Regions from separate parts of the Homo sapiens genome. Here region 1 is linked to region 2. A link is an interaction called in ENCODE POLR2A ChIA-PET data of the cell type or tissue named here. Cell type or tissue: GM12878. All regions are shown on one strand.

Evidence for each region. Peaks named below come from ENCODE experiments on the same cell type or tissue, not always from the same donor. Only the 100,000 strongest peaks of a DNase experiment are listed, where the experiment ranks them.
Region 1: POLR2A ChIA-PET joins it to region 2 with 5 read pairs; 5 of 35 experiments call an interaction of 5 or more read pairs at or near these places.

Annotation. Positions count from the first base shown.
Region 1 is chr10:102,308,962-102,313,961 of GRCh38, forward strand. The region is part of intron 3 of GBF1 (golgi brefeldin A resistant guanine nucleotide exchange factor 1); the gene reads left to right. Among named protein-coding and RNA genes, the nearest start is that of GBF1, 66 kb to the left of the region's middle. In GM12878, no CTCF peak of the experiment used is centred here; no DNase peak of the experiment used is centred here.
Region 2 is chr10:102,186,549-102,191,548 of GRCh38, forward strand. No RefSeq gene overlaps it. Among named protein-coding and RNA genes, the nearest start is that of NOLC1, 37 kb to the left of the region's middle. In GM12878, no CTCF peak of the experiment used is centred here; a DNase peak (open chromatin) is centred at 2,993; H3K27ac peaks cover 1,022 bases.

The sequences.
Region 1 (5,000 bases), 120 kb after region 2:
TCAGTGGTTTAAGAAGTTAGAATAATGATTATCTTTGGAGGGATTGCAACTGGAAGAAGTCATGATTGGGATTTCTGGGTCCTAATAGTGCTCTGTGTCTTGATCTGAGTGCCGACTACATGAGTGGTTAGGTTTGCAAAATTCATTGAGTTATGCACTTAATGGTGTTGTCTTATTAGAGCTGATGGAGGAGAGAGGGCTTCAATTTGCACAACTGAGTAATCAGCTAGGCCCAGTCACTAGGTGAACAACTTACTGCTACCAATCAGCCTTAGAGCAGGAATCAAACTCATGTCTCAGAAAAGTTATTAATTACAGCTTGTCTTGGGACTTCCTTCAGAGTCACTCTTGAATAGCTGAAATAGTAAATGTTAAATCTGTGGATGCAAGTGTGTAAATTATTTTAGTCATCAGCTCTAATAAGATGGCCTTTGGGGAAATGAGTATAAGGTCACGAAAATGAAATGGCAAGAAGGAGGTCTACTATTTCTTCTGTAATACTGATTTTTACCCCATCAGGGTCAGTCCCCAGAGGTTGTAAATGTGAAGCTTGTTCTTTTTCTTTAGTAAGCTGAGTTTGTGGCTTTTTAAAGCTTTGCTTCACTGTTCTCATTTGTAAGTGAGATATTGCTTGTTCACCTCCCATAGCTGATGAGGAGATTCTTGTGCACTGTATTTGTTGAGATAAGGCTGGTTTGGGGTTTTGTTTTCATCTTTGTTTTTTAGTTAAATCATAACCTAGTTATGATTTTTGTGTGTCCTTGTTTATGGATCTGGAATTTAATTCATTATTAGTTGTAGAATGAAAGGTAAGATTTTGTTTTACTCTTCTCCTGAATTTTCTCCCCATTCTAGATCTGTTGGCATAAAATTTTAACCAGAAGCTAATTTAGTGATGCTGAGTTAGTCCTAGAAATTAGTTTCAATTCTAGTGTTAATATAGTCTGGGTTTCTAAGTTGTAGAAAAATCTCATTTTTTGGTTCTTGGTTTTCATTTGTATAATTTAGGGAAAATACAACCAACTGTATTTTAAACATATATAGTCCTCATCTTTTCTGTTGGGCTTGAAGAGTTGTACTGGGTATTATGGAACTGGAAAGAAGCCATGTGGATAGTTACGGTATTTAGGTGGATTTGTTGTTGGTAGAAGTGGTGAATTGGAAAAGTGATAGGGTACATATGTTTCGCCTTCAAGGCAAGTCTATTCTTACTGTTTGATGTCAGAGTAAAAAGTGTCAGTAGCTGAAAAAGACAAAAGAATCTTGACAGAGTGGGAAAAGTCGTGCCTCATGTTCTATTGATCAAAAGGAGGTTATATTTTCAAACTAGCTTCCTAAGATGAAATTGAAGCTGTACATGTGCCCTACTTATCCTTGTTTTTCCTGATTTTGGTTTTTCAGATTATTCCTATTAAACATGATATGCTGATTAGCACTGAATATTTTAGGTCTGCTACGCCTGTATTAGTTGAGATTCCTCTTAATTTGTGTTAGATCTCTGTTAGGTCATTTCTACTGCTGGCATTCCCTAGACTAGAGGCCTGCACGCACATTTGTATTCTAATGAGTATAAGCACTAGGTGTTTTTCTTGGCACTAAGAAAACCTTGCAGCATCATTAACCTAGGAGAGATTTGGGGTTTACACATTAACTATGGGAGGTTGATCAGTTTGTGGCCTATACACCAAGACTGTTCTTTATCACCCCCAAGCCACATTTGAGCAGGGATTGAGGAAGGGGTTGATTTTTCTGTTTATTAGAGGTGACATGAGCAGTGGGGCAGCGGCAAAGAGGCCATGTTGCTCTTGCTAAATATACATCCCTGACAGTTGGATAATAGGTTCCAGGAAGTTCAGTGGAAAATTAAAACAAAGCAACATTTATAGCTGATTGAACTTGAAAAGCCATTTTGGTGTTGAATGGCAAATATGTGGACTTCAGCATTCCTGGAGCCTGATGCATCCCGCTGGATGGCCCTGTTCCTGTGTACATGATGGCCTGGGGACTCAGCAGTGTGCAGGGTACTCTCCTTTAGAGGGTGCTTTGAGGAAAGAAGTTTGCTGCCACTTACAGAAGTCCCCTTCCCATACAGTGATATAACACAAGTACCCCATGTCCAGGGAGCATCTTTCCTCTGATGGCTTGAGGACTTATTTATTAAAAGGACAGGAATGTCTGGCAAGAAACAGAGGAGCTCTTAAGTACTGTAAATACTCCTAGTCACTCTGCATCAGGGCTGCAAGTTTAAGCAGATTGCTGTGGTGTATACACATGATTTTAGCATGATAACACTTCTGTTTAATGTCCTTAGTTGTTCTGGGGCCACCACTGGCGTGAGCCTTAAGAAAGGCTAACGCGGCTGTGAAGAAAGGGCTTTATAGTCTGTGTGTGGAGTGGTTAATTTTCTTAGAACTAAAAGAGAAGCTGCAGGGGATGGGAAGGGAAAATGAAGTCATGGTACAGGAAATATAGGTGAAGAGAGAATTGAGCCATTTGCAAGTATCAAGAAAAGTTGCTACACATTCCCATCTTTTTCTCCAGGATGATCTTACGCTATTGCTTCTATGTGTTTGTCTTTTGAGAAGCAAGGCCAGGGTGTCTGATGGGAACTTACGAACCTTGGTTTGCTAAGGGTGATGAGAAAACCTCTGTCATTTGACCCTGTCAGTCCCTTGGTGACTTCATCCAAACCAGCTTGGCTGTCAGGAAAATATGAATTGTGGCTATGGGCCTAATTTCTTCTGTTCCCACTCAAATGAACTGCCTTTGCTAGCTGTAGAATCAACTATTCCTATGCCCCATGAATTTCCCCAAAGTTGAACTACTCCAGTGGAACTGAGGGTTTATTGGTTCCCTACCATTTCAGGGCATTTCCCCAGCAAATAAGAGTCTTTCATCCCTTGTGTTTTAACTGAAAAACAGAGACCCAGCCATAACAATTCCCTCAGCTCCTCCTTTACTTAATGAAGAGCTTGAGTAGGCCCCACTTTTAAATATCTCTTCTATAAGTATGGTGCACTGTTCACAAACTTAGAAAATGTTAAATCTCGCCGGGCGTGGTAGCTCACGCCTGTAATCCCAGCACTTTGGGAGGTCAAGGCAGGAGGATCACCTGAGGTCAGGAGTTTGAGACCAGCCTGACCAGCATGGAGAAACCCTGTCTCTACTAAAAATACAAAATTAGCTGGGCGTGGTGGCGCATGCCTGTAATCCCATCTATTCAATGGAGGCCGAGGCGGGAGAATGGCTTGAACCTCGGGGGTGGAGGTTGCGGTGAGCTGAGATCTTACCATTGCACTCCAGCCTGGGCAACAAGAGCGTAACTCTGTCTCAGAAAAAAAAAAAAAAAGAAAGAAAATGTTAAATCTCTCTCTGCCCTACTCTGCTGTGGGGTTGAGGAACAATCCACTTAATGGGTCTCTTCTCTTTTGCTTAGCTGTAGCCACGGCAGCTCTATGTGTAGGTTGGTTGGCAAGCATTTATAAACTTTGGATAACCTGGCACCCAGCCCTTGGTTCACTTATTTTAATGCTACTAAAGTTTAGTTTTCAATTCAATAATCTTTGTTGGTAGGGCGTAACTATTCTAGTTAGCAATTCCATCCGTTGTAAGGGAATGCTGACAGCTGACCTGCTGTCGTCTATGCAGGTTAAAAGATCTTAGTTAAAAGATCTTAGTTGGAGTAAGCCTATACTTTTGGTGTTCCCAGACTATGAAACTGCTGCAGGTAGAAACAACTGTTTGTTTTGGTTTCTTCAGCAGATAGAGCTTTGCCCATGAGACACTGCTCCTGGTGTTTGCCTCGGGTACCTGTAAAGTCACTGAGGAAGAAACAGATCTTCCAGTGAATTGAGCTTAATTGTGGTCTGTTGCTTTCTCTGTCTGTGTCTCATACTGGCATCATGAGTTTCCTTTCTGAGTCAGTTAAATCTGAGCTGTGCCTTGTCCTGTGGAAATCTGAGGCTTGGCTAGGCTCATCTTGATGGTCTCCAAATGGTGAAATTGGGGCTAAGGTGTGTGGAAATGCACACCTTAGCCCTGTGTGCAGGGCTGTGGTGTCTTATAGATACAGTACTTTCTAGTGAGTGCTCACTTAGGCAGGGCCAAGAAAGTAGTTCTGAATGGGAACTCCAGAGGCCTAATCCAGATATAGCATATTATAGGTGCTAATGAAGAGGAATTGTGCTGCTGAGCAAAGGAAAGCTTTTGTGACTTGAAAGCACGTTCTGTGTATCATGGAGGCTGGGTTATTTTCCCAGCTTTAGGCGAGTGGCACTAACTACAAGTTTCATGTTCTTCTGAGTACACATGAGTCGGTACTGCAGTCAGTATACTTCTTTTCCTGAAATAAGAAAGTGATTTACGAGGTGTGGGCCCTTACGTGAAAGAAAACAAAACCAGCCGCTCTGTGGGCCTGTAAAATTCCTGTGCCATCTCAGTGGTGTGGGTTACAGGAGGAGAAGATGGAGAGGGCTAGCTGGCCCTCCCTTGCTGGGGCTCAGCTGCCCCAAATACTTGTGATATTGCAGGTTATTTATGAGCTCGTCTGGACTGGGATTCACTGCCCCACACCCTGGTAGGTGAAGATTTGCAGGCAGAATGTAGAAGCCCTCATTAATCTTCCTGGTCTTGTTGAGGATTTCTTGTCGGCCTGAGCTCCTGTTGGAGAATGAACTGGCTTTTCCACTGAACTACAATGGCTCAGATTAATATTAATCCCCTTAATGCTGCAGTTCATGATATAGTCATTAGGTGACTTGGAACTAATCCTGTCCACCTAACTAGTGTGATTTATTAAATACACATGGAGATCGAGTCTGAATACAGCTAGGCAGAATCAGCAGCAAATAAATACCTCTGTGTATCTGTATTAATGCTGGTTGATTGGGACACAATTGCAGGCTGGGCTAGGGAGAAACAAGGGCCAAAAGGAGGCTGAGCTCTCTTAATCAACAGTATTTTCCCACCTCTACCCTTTAATTTAGATGGCAGAAACTATT
Region 2 (5,000 bases):
TTTTCCTGGCCTGTGACAATGATAAATATATACCTGAGGGCATATACCCCAGACAATGTAGCCACTTCACCAGGTTCAAGTTATTCTCCTGCCTCAGCCTCCCCAGTAGCTGGACTACAGGCATGCACCATGCCCATCTATTGACCAATATCAGCTGGAAGTGAGTTTCAGTTTCTCTCTGGCCCCACCATGGTCAGCCCCAACCATCCTCCTGATTGCCTTGGAAGAATAGCCTTCGAAATTGGACATCTGCATCCAGATAGGTGAGTATCCTTTGTGGGCCCAGACAGCAGGATTTGCTCCTCTCAATTTGGGAAATTTTTAAAAGAATTTTCATTTGCAGGTTGAACAAGCCCAACTGACTGAGGGAGGGAAACACCCTGACTGTTTTTATGTGGACACTCTTGGGGGCTAGTTTATAATTGTATGTTGTGTCTGGGCAAGTGAGTGCCTCGTGTGTGTACCAGACAGCGGGATCAGTTCCTCTCAATTTGGGAAATTTCCTAAGGAATTTTTGTTTGCATTTGATCAAGCCCAACCAATGAAGAGAGGAAGCACCCTGACTGTTTGAGTTTGGACACTCTTGGGGCTTGTTTTTTGCTGCAGCAGTTGGATTGTGTTTTGGTGATCATTTGTGTGTGTTTTATATAGTCATGAGAAGTTAGAATTCGGTAAACTGATATTCATTTGCAATACTGTTGGCCCCAGTGTTGTTTGGAATCTGGCGTTTGCTGTTTGGAATCTGGAGTTTGCTGCTGAATGGGAAAGTGGGATGGAGTTGTGTGTATCCAGGCTTTTGTGCTGCTGTTCTAAGCAAGGTTGGGCCTGGCAGGTATGTGATGTTCTCCTTTGTTGCTGTTTGACCCCAATGTTCTTTGGAGTCTGAGGAGGTTTGGCCTTTAAAAATCAAACTGCCATGGAAACTACTATACCCAAAATTTTGATTCACAGCCTTCACTGAATTACCTACTGGGACAAAGTGTAACCATGTAAAACCAGTAAGCTTGTATTGCTATCTCATAGCTATAGTTCCAAGGTAAAAGCTATTGGATCTTTGTTTATGTGTGTATATTCATGTTTAGATGTGTTTATTTGTATGTACCCTTATTGGTATATGTTGTGTCTACCAAATTGGCTTATAAGTAAAACAGCACTCATAAATTAAATAAGTCAAAGCAATTTTCAAGTTCGTGTGAGTTAAGTAAATTTTTTCGAAACCAGCTGGCTGTAAAATTATTGGTAAAATGAAAATAAAAATGTCTTCAAAATTGTGAGCATACATTTTTGTCTGGATTTTATATTTGTCTCTGGTAGATATTTTGAGGTTTCAGGGTTTGGCATAGAAGGTTATAAAATTATAAACCCAGCCAAAACAAATGATCTTCATGAAAATTTTTTGAAAAGTAGTATTACGGGATCACTGGATGTCAATTTTTCTGGCCAGAAACCTCTGTGGCCAGTGGTGCTTTGCCTGAGTTCTTGTCCTGCGTTCAGGAAGAATGAGGTACTCAGGCAAGTGAACCAGACAAAGAGGAGCTTTATTTAGTATTAGAGCAGCTCAGGGGAGACGCACAGTGGGTAGCTCCTTTCTGTTACTCGTTGTCCCAACGTCTGCTGCTCTCAGCAGAGAGGAGGCCCTGGAGAGGACAGCTCCTGTCTGCTACTGGTCATCTTGACGTATGCTGCCCTCAGCAGAGAGGAGGCCCTGGAGAGGATGGCTCCTCTCTGAAGCTGGTCCACGCAATGTCTCTTCTGGTCTCTGAAGCTCTTAGCAGAGAGGGTAGCTCCTTTCTGCCAGCTGGCCATCCCATTGTCTCTAGCTATCAGCAGGGGGAATAGCTCCTCTCTGCATTTGGTCCTCTTGTTGTCTCCCCAACCTCTGCCCTGCTGTGGCTGAGCCCAGGGCTTTTATGTGGCTCGGGGAAGGGAGTGTGTGCTGACTGGTCCACAGGAAAAAGCACCATGAGTTCCTCCTCCAATCAGCAGGAATGGCAGCCTGGCCCCCACACTTCAGGCCTGTCCTGGCATGAAGGTGGGGCTTCACTGGGGACTTGCCCCCTTCCACCCAGGAGCCTGTCTGCCTTCCACAGCCATCCATAGTGCCCAGGCTGCTGGCACCAAGGGGCACCTGCAGGCCAGCACCAGTCACTCTCAGCCCCTCTCAACTTCCCTTCCTGCACTCCTCAGTGCCCAAAGTCCAGAGGGGGGCAGGGCAGCAGGGGACTGGCGTGTCAGCACTGCCCTGAGCTTGCACACACCTGGCAGCACTGTGACAGCCCCTGGACTTGGCCCCAAGCCTGGTCCAAGATCAGAGTGGGCACCGGGAGCAGGGAAAGGCCAAGCAGCAAGAGCAGGGAGAGGCCAAGCAGCAGGAGCAGGCAACTCTGAGCCTACAAGGGCAAGGAGGGGGCCTTTTCAGGCCCCCCAAGAGTGCAGGGATGCCTGGGTCTGCAGCCCCAATTTGGGCGGCTGCAGCACCCCACAGCGGGGTGGGGTTCCTGCCTGCTCTGTGGAACTGGAGGCCTGTATCTGGAGCTGTGGACCAAGTTGCTGCAGCTGCACCCAGGAAGGGATGGATCCTGCCTGCTCCTGGCCCCAACAAGAGCACAGGGAGGCTCAGATCTGCAGCGAACACCTGTAGTCCCAGGTACTCAGGAGACTGAGGCAGGAGAATTGCTTGAACCTAGGAGGCAGAGATTGCAGTGAGCTGAGATTGTGTTACTGTGCTCTAGGCCAGGGAACAAAGCAAGACTCTGTCTCAAAAAAAAAAAAAAGACTTTTGTCAACCACAATCGATGTTTTGCTTTGATTCTTCTCAAAAAGTGACTTACAATCAGCTACAGTCCAGGGCTTGCTTCTTTGGAGGAGTTCATTAAAAGGACTTTTGATTTGCAGGTTTCTGATAACTTTGGGGTTTGTGCCACTGAATTAGAGAGAAAACTTCCAGGACTGTAATTGAAAAGCTGGTGTGTTCATAAAGATTGCTAACTCAATATGAAACAGAGCAAGAGTTGATTGCATGAATTGAAACTGAAACTGAAATAGTTTTTATGGCTTTTTGTTTGAAATATTGCTGATTCTTTTGTTTGTTTGTTTGTTTGAGACGGAGTTTCCCTCTTGTTGCTCAGGCTGGAGTGCAGTGGCGGATCTTGGCTCACTGCAACCTCTGCCTCCCAGGTTCAAGTGATTCTCCTGCCTCAGCCTCCTGAGTAGCTGGCATTTCAGGCATGCATCACCATGCCCAGCTAATTTTGTATTTTTAGTAGAGACAGGGTTTCTCTATGTTGGTCAGGCTGGTCTCGAACTCCTGACCTCAGGTGGTCCACCCACCTCAGCCTCCCAAACTGCTGGGATTACAGGTGTGAGTGACCACGCCCAGCTATATTGCTGATTCTTTTTGTTTTTTCAGAGTCTGAATAATTTTTCCTTTTGAGCTGTTTATAGCCTTTAAGCATACTTTAAGTGTATTAAGTGGAGTATACTTTTTTTTTTTTTTTGAGATGGAGTCTCGCTCTGTTGCCCAGGCTGGAGTGCAATGGTGTGATCTTGACTCACTGCAACCTCCACCTCCTGGGTTCAAGCAATTATCCTGCCTCAGCCTACTGAGTAGCTGGGATTACAGGTGTGCACCACCACTCCCAGCTAATTTTTGTATTTTCAGTATAGATGGGATTTTGCCATGTTGGCCAGGCTGGTCTTGAACTCCTGACCTCAGCTGATCTGCTTGCCTTAGCCTCCCAAAGTGCTAGCCACTGCACCCAGCAAAAGTGCAGTGTACTTTTTAATTTTTTTGAGATGGAGTGTCACTCTGTTGCCCAGGCTAGAGTGCAGTGGCGTGATCTTGGCTCACTGCAACCTCCGCCTCCTGGACCCAAGTGATTCTCCTGCCCCAGCCTCCTGAGTAGCTGGGATTACAGGCGTGCGCCACCATGTCTGGCTAATTTTTGTATTTTTAGTGGAGACAGGGTTTCACCATGTTGGCCAGGCTGGTCTCAAACTCCTGACCTCAAGTGATCCACCAGCCTCAGCCTCCCAAAGTGCTGGGATTACAGACGTGAGCCATCGCACCCAGCTGAGTATACTTTTGTAAACAGAATTTGAGTCATATATCTCTCTCTGCCTAATTTCTCCAAAATTTGTAAACTATTTGTGAATATTCTTAATTCATGGCAATGTATATGTTTGCATATACTTAATAACAACATATTTTCAGCCAGGCGCGGTGGCTCACTCCTGTAATCCCAGCACTCTGGGAGGCCGAGGTGGGCGGATCACGAGGTCAGGAGGTCGAGACCATCCTGGCTAACACGGTGAAACCCCATCTCTACTAAAAACACAAAAAATTAGCTGGGCGTGGTGGTGGGCGTCTGTAGTCCCACCTACTCGCAAGGCTGAGGCAGGAGAATGACGTGAACCCAGGAGGCAGAGCTTGCAATGAGCCAAGATTGTGCCACTGCACTCCAGCCTGGGCAACAGAGCGAGTGTCCATCTCAAAAAAAAAAAAAAAAAAAAAAACCAACAACATATTTTCTTTTGTAACAGGGCACAATTGAAGGAACTGGTTTTATTATCATTATTATTATTATTATTATTATTATTTTGAGACAGAGCCTTGCTCTGTCACCCAGGCTGGAGTGCAGTGGCATGATCTTGGCTCACTGCAAGCTCCGCCTCCTGGGTTCACGCCATTCTCCTGCCTTAGCCTCCCGAATAGCTGGGACCACAGGTGCCCACCACCACGCCTGGCTAATTTTTTTTTTTTGTATTTTTAGGAGAGACAGGGTTTCACCATGTTAGCCAGGATGGTCTCGATCTCCTGACCTCATGATCCACCCACCTCGGCCTCCCAAAGTGCTGGGATTACAGGTGTGAGCCACCACACCTGGCCAGGAACTGGTTATTTTCTCAGGGCTTTGACTGAAATGGTCTTGTGAGATGTTCCAGCAAAGCTGATTTGGGAGAGTCTATATGGACAATGATTCTTGCTGCACTGTGTGTGG